Linked DNA regions of Homo sapiens: region 1 is linked to region 2. Evidence: chromatin contacts called from ENCODE Hi-C or POLR2A ChIA-PET data. All regions are on one chromosome and are shown on one strand. Each heading gives the region's core, a stretch centred on a gene start or an enhancer-like site at or near the end of the contact. The rest is flanking DNA. Distances are from core to core; before and after follow the strand shown.

Region 1 (4,044 bases), core at 43-2,542, 190 kb before region 2:
TTTACAACTGCATGTGAATCTACAATTATCTAAAAATAAAATTTAATTTAAAATAATCCATCTGTTCATCCAATAGACATCTATGAAACCAAGGCCTTCTAGTGGATTCCAGAAAAGCCAGGAGCCCTCATCAGCAGAGAAACAGCTCTGCAGTGAGTTCTTTGAAAGTAACACATGCCACGATGTTAAGCCCAGGGAACTGGATGCTGTGCCTTGTGCCCAGCCTAGTCCAGAGGCCACAAAGTGCTCTGAGTTCCAAGCCAGGAGCACTCACTTCCTACTCGTCTGTTTGAAATGTCCCAGTCCTGCTCAGGCCTTGAGAAAACTCAGAGATCCCCCAGACAGACACCTGCATCTCTGGTTACCAACCTAAGAGCAGTGTACAGGCAGAAGGACAGCTACCTCTCTGGGCCAGAAGAAAGGCAGCAGGGAGGCAGGAGGCAGGGCTCAGGTCAAAAGAAGAATGGCTCTCCAACACATCATCCTGAGAGAGGAGGGACACGCCTGCTCAGCGAAGAGGAGCAACTGCGTTCAGCTGGCCACAAGGCACAGGCTGCGGGCCAAAAGCTGGGTCATTTACTAAGCTGTGCTCAGCAGCTTTGCGGCTTTCTAACGTAAGCCTCAGAGCCTGTGAGGTGGAGATCGTGACTATGCCCACTTTGCAGGTGGGGCACGTGAAGCTCAGGAAGGTTATACAACTTGCTCAAAGTTGCAGGAGTAAGCAGCAGCCGCATCTGCTCCACGGCACAGCCACCTCACTCTGCTCTCCAGGCCTTGGGCCCCTCCTCGCTGGGCTGGGCTGGGCTGGGCTGCCGGTGTTTGGGGCCTTCACTCATCACCACATCCCTACAGCATCCTGCTGGGCCCTGGGACCAGTCTGCAGGGGCACAACAAACCAAAATCTGACTGTGGGAGTAGAAAGGGCCTCGACGGAGGCAGAGGCCTGGCTTCCAGGCTCCTGCTTGCCCTCTGGGCTTCTCAGAACTCTCCTCTGTTCCGGAAGGGCGGGAGGGATTCTCACTGGGTCACAGCATACTGCATTCACACAGCCCCTGACAAACTCAAAGCACTGCCCCATTCATCTTCTCCCTCAAGGATGGGTGTGGAGCCTCCCATCACTGTGACTGCAGGGAAGATCCCCTCTGCGAATGCCCTCTCCACTGATGTCTGAAATCCTGAAATTCTCTAGTTTCAGAGTCATTTTGGTGGTAAGGGTCCAGAAGCCAGGGGGCAGTGTGGAACCAGACTAGCCTGAGTTCAGGTCCCAGCTCTTGTCACTGACCTGTTGTATGGCCCCAGTTTCCTCCTTGTAAAATGGGTGTGATTACATAGGTTGCATTGCAGAAGCTAAGGCTGGGCCAGGCCTAGGCTTGGCATCACTCCTCATTTCTGGTACAGACACAACTGGGCCTGTGGGTAGGGTGGGGATGGGGGGGCGAGCCAAATTTCTACCACTCCCCAGCCACTGGCAGGGAGTCTGGGCTGGTTCTCTGACTGGCCCAGGGACAGTTTCCACCAAGACCTGGACGTTTGTTTAGAGCAACTCTTGAAATCTATGGCCACCAGCAGAGACAGGACTAACTCACTGAGGATTTCAGGAAAGGAATGGATTTGTTTGACCTAAAGTCCCAAACAAATGGGGTTTTTTGCCCTAGATCAGAAAACGGAAGCCAACCTCAATTTGCTCAAAATGTTTAAGGGAGTATATCTCCCTTAGGAGGGTAGCAGTTAGTATGGGGGAGCAAGAACTGGGCACTAAGCCTAGCTTAGGCTGTGTGACACCAGAGTCCTTGTTCCCATCTGTGGGGTAGGGATGACACTGTCCATGAAGAGTGTGCATGCAGCATTCACGAGGTTCTGGTGGGAAGAGGCACACCTTCTTCCCAATGGAAGACAACAGGACTGCCCACAGTCAGGGTCTGGACAAAGGACTGACCCTCCAGCCTCTCTCTCAGAGCTGCTGGGCCCAGAGTTCTACTAAGCACCCTCAGACGCCCTGAGCCCTGGCCTAGGCAGCCAGTCATCAGAGGGAAAGTAACCCAGCCAGAAAGCAAGTCCAGGCCTGATTCGGTAAGAGGAAAGTGAGCTGATCTTGGATCCTCTGTCTCCTGAGGCACACACAGGCCACAGCCAGATAAGTGGTGTTGTCTAGCATACAAGATTTTGGGGCTTCAGGGGCTCCCTGGGGGACAGGCACCCCTCAGCTCTGAGTATTGCCTCCCTGAAGCAGGGAGATGGGACCTAACCTTGTACAGGAGAGCTCTCATTTCAAATGTGTGAATGCAGGAAATATAGTGAGGAAATACCTCACCCCCACCTCTTCCAATACCTCACCCCGGCCACTTCCTCCCCCGCTGGGGCCTTCACACATACTGTTCTTCTGCCTGGAAGGCTTCCCTCAGCTACCCACAAGTTTCAGAATTTCTTCCTCTGAGAGCCTCCCGACTGCCGTCTCTTCTTCCACCTGGGAATCTCCATCAGAGCACTGACCACATCAGTCCACGGGCTTGGAGGAGTCAACTGACAGCTACAGGCCTGGGGCAATTGAGGGAACTCTGTCCTGACAAATCATGCCACATGCCAGGATTGGGGTTATGCCTCAAGCACAAAGGCTCTCAATAATTTGTTGAAAGAGAAAATAAACCTCATTATCACTACAAAAACCCTCAGTTGCCAAAAACCCAGATTATTTGGCCATATAGCAAAGGCTCCCAACACTTTAGTATCCAAGGTTCTAGGGCTCCTCCCAAACCTGAGCCCTTTTTGCTTGGTCCCTGCCCATCCATCTCAGCAGCTTCATCTCATGCCCCTCCCACCCCCTCAGCATACCCCTTCCAGCTTCAGAGAACCAAATGCACAGTGCACCATTCCCAAACACGGCACACCTCCGTGCATCCAAGCCTTTACACATGCATGGGTTTCTGCTGGAGCCCCCTTCCCCTGTTCTCCATGCTTCCTGCCAGCCCCTAAACCACAGCACGTGAAACCACCCATCCCCATGGGCTGCATGCTTGCTTCTCCTGACCCCCTCTCAGCCATGCAGGTCCCTCATGCCACAGCCCAGACACAAGCCAGTTGTGCGATGCATCCTCCGTGCAGCCTGCTCCCAGCCCCAGGTATCTAGCCCAGCCTCCCTACCTCGCAGCACCTAAGTCCTTGCTTCTTCTAGAGAAGCTTCCTTTATCTCATTATTTCTGTCTTCTACCCCAAGATTTTATCCTCCAAACTGTATTTATCAGGTCAGAATGAATTTGTTTCTGCATTTTTTTTTTTTTTGAGACAGAGTCTTGTTCTGTCGCCCAGGCTGGAGTGCAGTGGTGCGATCTTGGCTCACTGCATCCTCCACTTCCCAGGCCTCAGCCTCCTGAGTAGCTGGGATTACAGGCATGCACCACCATGCCTGGCTAATTTTTGTATTTTTTTTTTTTTTTTTTTTTAGTAGAGATGGGGTTTCACCATGTTGGTCAGGCTGGTCTTGAACTCTTGACCTCGTGATCCGCCCACCTTGGCCTCCCAAAGTGCTGGGATTACAGGCGTGAGCCACCGTGCCCGGCCTGCATTTTGTTTTTTATTGTAAAGGTTATAAGCTGGCCAAACAGAGCTTCAAATACTCAGGAGTGGCTGTGACTCCATTTCCCGAGGGATGCGGAGGACACAGCAACCTCAAGAAGCTAGCCCCCTGCATGTGTCTTGGAGGCCAGGCTGAACTTGGTCCTGAGGCCTAACACGGGCCTCATGCCTGCTGGCTCCCAGGTGCCTGAGGGGGCAAAGGAGAGGCGGTCTACACTCCTCAAGAGGAACAGGTGCCCTGGGGCCACAGACAACCTGGAAGCCATGGCTCAGGCTTTACAGCAAAGACAGTGGGGCCGGGCTCAAGGCCCCCATGAATGGATGAAGCTGACCCCAGAGAAAGGCAGACTCCCTTAACTCCCTTTGCTGGTACTGCCAAGCTAGGGAAAAGGCTCATTAGTGGAAGGGCTGAGGGCTGGTTAAGATCCCACTCCCTCTCCCAGCCAGCAAGTAACTTGTCAAACCACACAGCTA
Region 2 (4,292 bases), core at 581-3,080:
TGGCCTACCCCTGCCACAGCGGGAGACAGGCACTCTAGCCAGCCCCACGTGCACAGCCAGCGTCTCCGGAGCTGCTGGGAACACACTCGGAGTCTGCTGCTGACTGGCCCCGACAGCCGGCTCTAGGGCCTGGTGGTGGCTCCAACACTCCAGCCACCCATCGGCCAGGCCAGGGCACCAGCTCTGCAGCCCCACCCTGGGACCAGGCAGCCCAGTGCCCTCTGGCAGAGAAGGCAAGAGAGAGGTGGCCACCAAGGAGGGACAGAAACAGGGCTCTTCCAACAGGCATTCTAGGAGATGGTCCTGTACAACTGATTCCCACCACTTCCAGCTGGCGGAAAACAGCCCCCTCCCACAAGTGAGGGCTCAGAGGCAGAGAGAGCCAGGACTCCCCCCTCCCTACTGGGGACTAGGCTTGGAGAGGAGGTGCAGTGGAGGTAGAGGCAGGGCAGGCCAGTCCCCCGGGGGCTGGAACTGCAGCCCCCTCCCGCTATGTCATTTCCACTTCCAGGCAGGTGGGGGTGCCAGGAACCCTCTCCCCATCAGCGCTGCCCTCCAAGCTTAGGGCTTCCCATTCTCAGGGCACCTCCTCTACCCACCGCTCCCGGCACAACTGGCCTTTGCCAATCACAACCCCTCCCCCATTTCATTTTTTCCCACATCAACAGTCTCTGACAGCCCCTCTCTGCAACACAGGCAGCGGAGGAAGAAGGGGAGAAGGGCCGGAGGGATGGAGGGATGGAGGGATGGAGGGATGAAGGGATGGAGGGGGATCGGAGCGGCAGGTTCGGCCAAAAGAGACCAAGGGCCATTACACGTCCAGGTAGCACCTGTCCCCTTCCAGCAGGCCCAGCACATCTGGACCCAGCTGGTCCCCGCGGCCACCTGGTCCATCCGCCACCAGCTCTGAACGCGAACCCCTGTCTCCGCGGGGCGCCGCACGTGGGGGCCTCCGGTAGCCATGTGAGTGCCCCCCCAGCCCAGGTGCCCGGGTCAGCCCAGCCCCTCCCAGGGACGCAAACAGGGAGGGGGCGCTATGCAGCGCGGGAGGGGGGTGCTGCCCCCGCCCCCTCCCCAGATGCCAGGTCAGGGAAAGAGCTCGGGAAGGGGGGAGCCGGCGGCTCCCGGGTCTACCGAGACGGGATCCGAGGCAGCTGGGTTGAATGGAGGAATGCCCGGGCCGGCATAGCCCTGCTCTCCCAAGCGCCAAGGTTGGCCGGGCACGGGAGGGGTCCGCCTGACCCCCAGGCCGCCCTGCGGATTAGGGGGCGGGCCTGAGGAGGGGGCTTCCAGGCTTTGGCAGCCGCTTGATATGGGGTACGGGGGAGTCCGCGGGAAAAAGAGCCGGAATGGGGATCCGGTCCCGGACAGGGGTTCCGGGCCCCGGTGCCGCCGCCCCCGATTTGAGGGTCCGGGGAGACATGGATGGGGCGATCCCAACCGGAGAAGGCGCTTCCCAGCCGCACAGCCGGCCCCTCGGACCCGGGATCGGAAGACAGAACTGGCAGGGGAGGGGGCTTTTCTGCGCCAGCGCCGTCCCCCGGTTCAGGGAGGTCTGTCGGGGAGGAGACCAGATCGGGGGGTCTAGCCGAGGGACGGAGCGCGCCGGCCCGGGAAGGGGGTAGGAGCCGCCGCGCGCCACCCCCGCGCCCTCACCTGCGCCGGGCGCCTCGGCCGCCTCCGGCCCGCTCTGCCGTTCCGCTGCGCCGCCGCCGCCTCTCGGGTCCGCTCGCAGGTCCGCGCGCCTAGGCCCCGGCCCCCGCCCCGGCTCCGGCCCGCGGGCGCCCCATGCCTCTCCTCCGGCCGGCGCGGCGCCCCAGATGCGGCTGCGGGAGGAGGAGCCGTGCGGCCCCGGCTCCCCGAGAGCGGCGGGGAGGGGGCGGGGAGAGGGGAGAGGAGCGCGGGGGAGGGGGCCGTGCGGCTGCGCCCAAAACCAGGCGCGGATCGGGCCGCGGGCGCGGGGCTGGGGGGGCCTTGGGGGGGCCCGCGCCGTTCCTGGCGCCCCACCCCCACCCACGCCCCCGCAACCCGGGGGAAGGGGGAGGGTCTCCGCAGCGGGCGACCGCTCTGTCGCGATCCGGAAGAGCGCTTGGAAATCCGGGGCCGCCAGTCCAGAGAGGGCAGGCTACTGGAACAAGGTCACACAGCGCGGGCCGCGGTGGCACGGGAGCCTGGAACCCCAGGCTACGGGGCGGGCCGGCAGGAACCTGTGTTGACCATCGCCGCCCCGTGGAGGAGGGAAACTGAGGCCCAGAGAGAACGAGACTGGCCCGGGTCACACCGCGCCAGTCAGGAACCACCCCACCCCCGAGAACTTGGGGCTCCTGCCTCTAGGAATGGGTGCCCCCTCCCGGTGACCTGCTTCCGCAGAACCCTCTCCCAGGTGTCTTCTAGCCTCTGGCTGAACGGGGGTTAAATGCAGTCTCTGGAGTGGGATGAACCTGAACTGCGTACCAGCCCTGCCTCTCCTGGCTCTGTGGTTACAGACAAAAGACTGTCCCTCTCTGAGCCCCATTCCTCCACCTGTAAAATGGGGACACCACGAGTCTCTATCCCCAACTTGGGTGAGAAACCAAAGAGATCATGGGTATGAGCTCTTTACCGGTGCCTGGCATTCAGTAGGTGTCAAATGAATGTGCCTGCCTTCTCTGGCTCCCACACACAGCCATCTCCAGAGAATGCCTCTGAATGCAGAAGGGTCAGAATGGCGTGAAAGGGTGGCCTGCAAGGCTCCTCACAGCCCTGTTCCAGTCTCCTCCACCACCCACCCACCCTGCTCACATCCCCAACCCAGTGATGACTGTTTCAGTGCCCAGCCTCTGCCTTTCCCTGTGCCTGCCATGCCCTCCCACCTCTCTACCTGACAAACTCCTACTCATCCATCAAGGCCCAGAGCAATCTGTTTCGTACCCCAGCTTCTCACACTCCCTACTAGTCTACCCATATTTCCTTTCTCCAGAACACATTCCCCTTTCCCCAGTGTCTGGTCTGGGTTTGTCTCTATCTTCTCTGGCTCTAACAACTGGGGTGAGAGGAGGTCACTCAGAGGAGATGACACCCTGAGGCCCAGCGCTGCCCAAGAGGGCTTCCTGGAAGAGGCAGGGCTTCAGTAAAGCCTGGATGGAAAGGTGAGTTTAACACCTGCATGCAGCAGGCAAAGAGGTGGCATGTTTGGGCAGGGTGTCAGCAAGGAGGAGAGTGGGCTCCCTGGAGCAGTGGGAAGATCTTGGCGAATGAGCTGGGAGCCAGCGAGAGCCAGGGGCTGGACAGCGACCTGGCGGTATATATATGATCAGGTTGAAGATGAGCAGGCTTTGCCCTCGAGAACACCTCACATGGGGGCCCGGGAGGCTTGCACAAGGATGCTCATAGCAGCATCGTTTGTAATAGTGAAAAGCTGGACACAGCCTAAATGTCCATCATTTGGAAACTGGATAAATAGCAACACATTCAGACAATGGAAAACTGTCTGTGATCCACAATCCTCAAAATAGGTGATTGCAAGCTTATGCATTGTGAGGCTGAATCTCAAAAACACACTGTTGATTCAGTTTGTGAAAATCCAGGGTTGTACACTTACAATTTGTGTGCTCTTTGTATGAATGCTATACTTCAATACAATTTTTAAAATAAAAATATATATTGTTGGATGGAAAAAGCAAGTTGCAGATGGAAAACATAATTTCATGCCAGATACATAAAGTTTGAAAACACACAACACAATACCATATATTGTTTAGCGACACATACATATGTAATACAAGTGTAAAAGCATGCATGGGAGTGATAGACAGCAAATTCAAGAGAGTAGTGACCGTGAGGGAGAGAGGGAAGGGAATGTTGTAGTAAGGGCTTTAAATATACTTGAAGTGGTTTATGTCTTAAGCCGGGGTGGTGAGCACATGGGTGTTTGTCATGTTGTTCTCTAGACTTTTTTGTGGACATAAAATATTCCTATTGTAATACTTTTTTGTTTTGTAGAAAGTCAGGTGGTGCCTGGGAAGGCAAGGGGGTGCCATTGCTGGTTCTTGAGCAGGAGTGTGACATGGCAGTGGACTGGAACAGGCAAGACTAGAGAAAGGAATGTCAAGGAGGCTAGTGTGATGGCACAGGGGAGAGATGCAAAGCCCTGAGTGGGAACAAGGATGGGGTTATGGGGAGGAGGGGAAGGAAGGGCAAGTTTTAGAGGAACAAGCATTGGGCACGCTTAGGCAAGGGTCACAAACCCAAATGCCCACAGGGCTTGGACAGGTTGTTTAAGCAAGTTGTGAGCCTGGAGTTGTGGGGACTGT

What was found. Hi-C counts contacts between places; a loop is a spot of excess contacts on that map. ChIA-PET counts read pairs that join two places held with the same protein, here RNA polymerase II (POLR2A). Pooled maps may share reads with other maps.
Region 1: a pooled map shows a loop between it and region 2 (11-fold over the local background). The contact joins the enhancer-like site here to the promoter of DLGAP4 in region 2. A Hi-C loop is called at or near these places in 4 of 50 pooled maps. POLR2A ChIA-PET finds 5 or more read pairs at or near these places in 2 of 52 experiments (H1 and naive thymus-derived CD4-positive, alpha-beta T cell).

What each region holds. Positions count from the first base shown.
Region 1 is chr20:36,490,424-36,494,467 of GRCh38, reverse strand. All of the region lies in intron 7 of DLGAP4 (DLG associated protein 4), which reads right to left. Among named protein-coding and RNA genes, the nearest start is that of MYL9, 49 kb to the left of the region's middle. Within about 2 kb of position 1,292, at least 24 of the 41 ENCODE cell types and tissues checked have a DNase peak (open chromatin) inside an H3K27ac peak, as active enhancers do.
Region 2 is chr20:36,303,877-36,308,168 of GRCh38, reverse strand. DLGAP4 (DLG associated protein 4) reads right to left here and starts at 1,830. Exons shown (of 13, transcript NM_001365621.2): 1 at 1,657-1,830.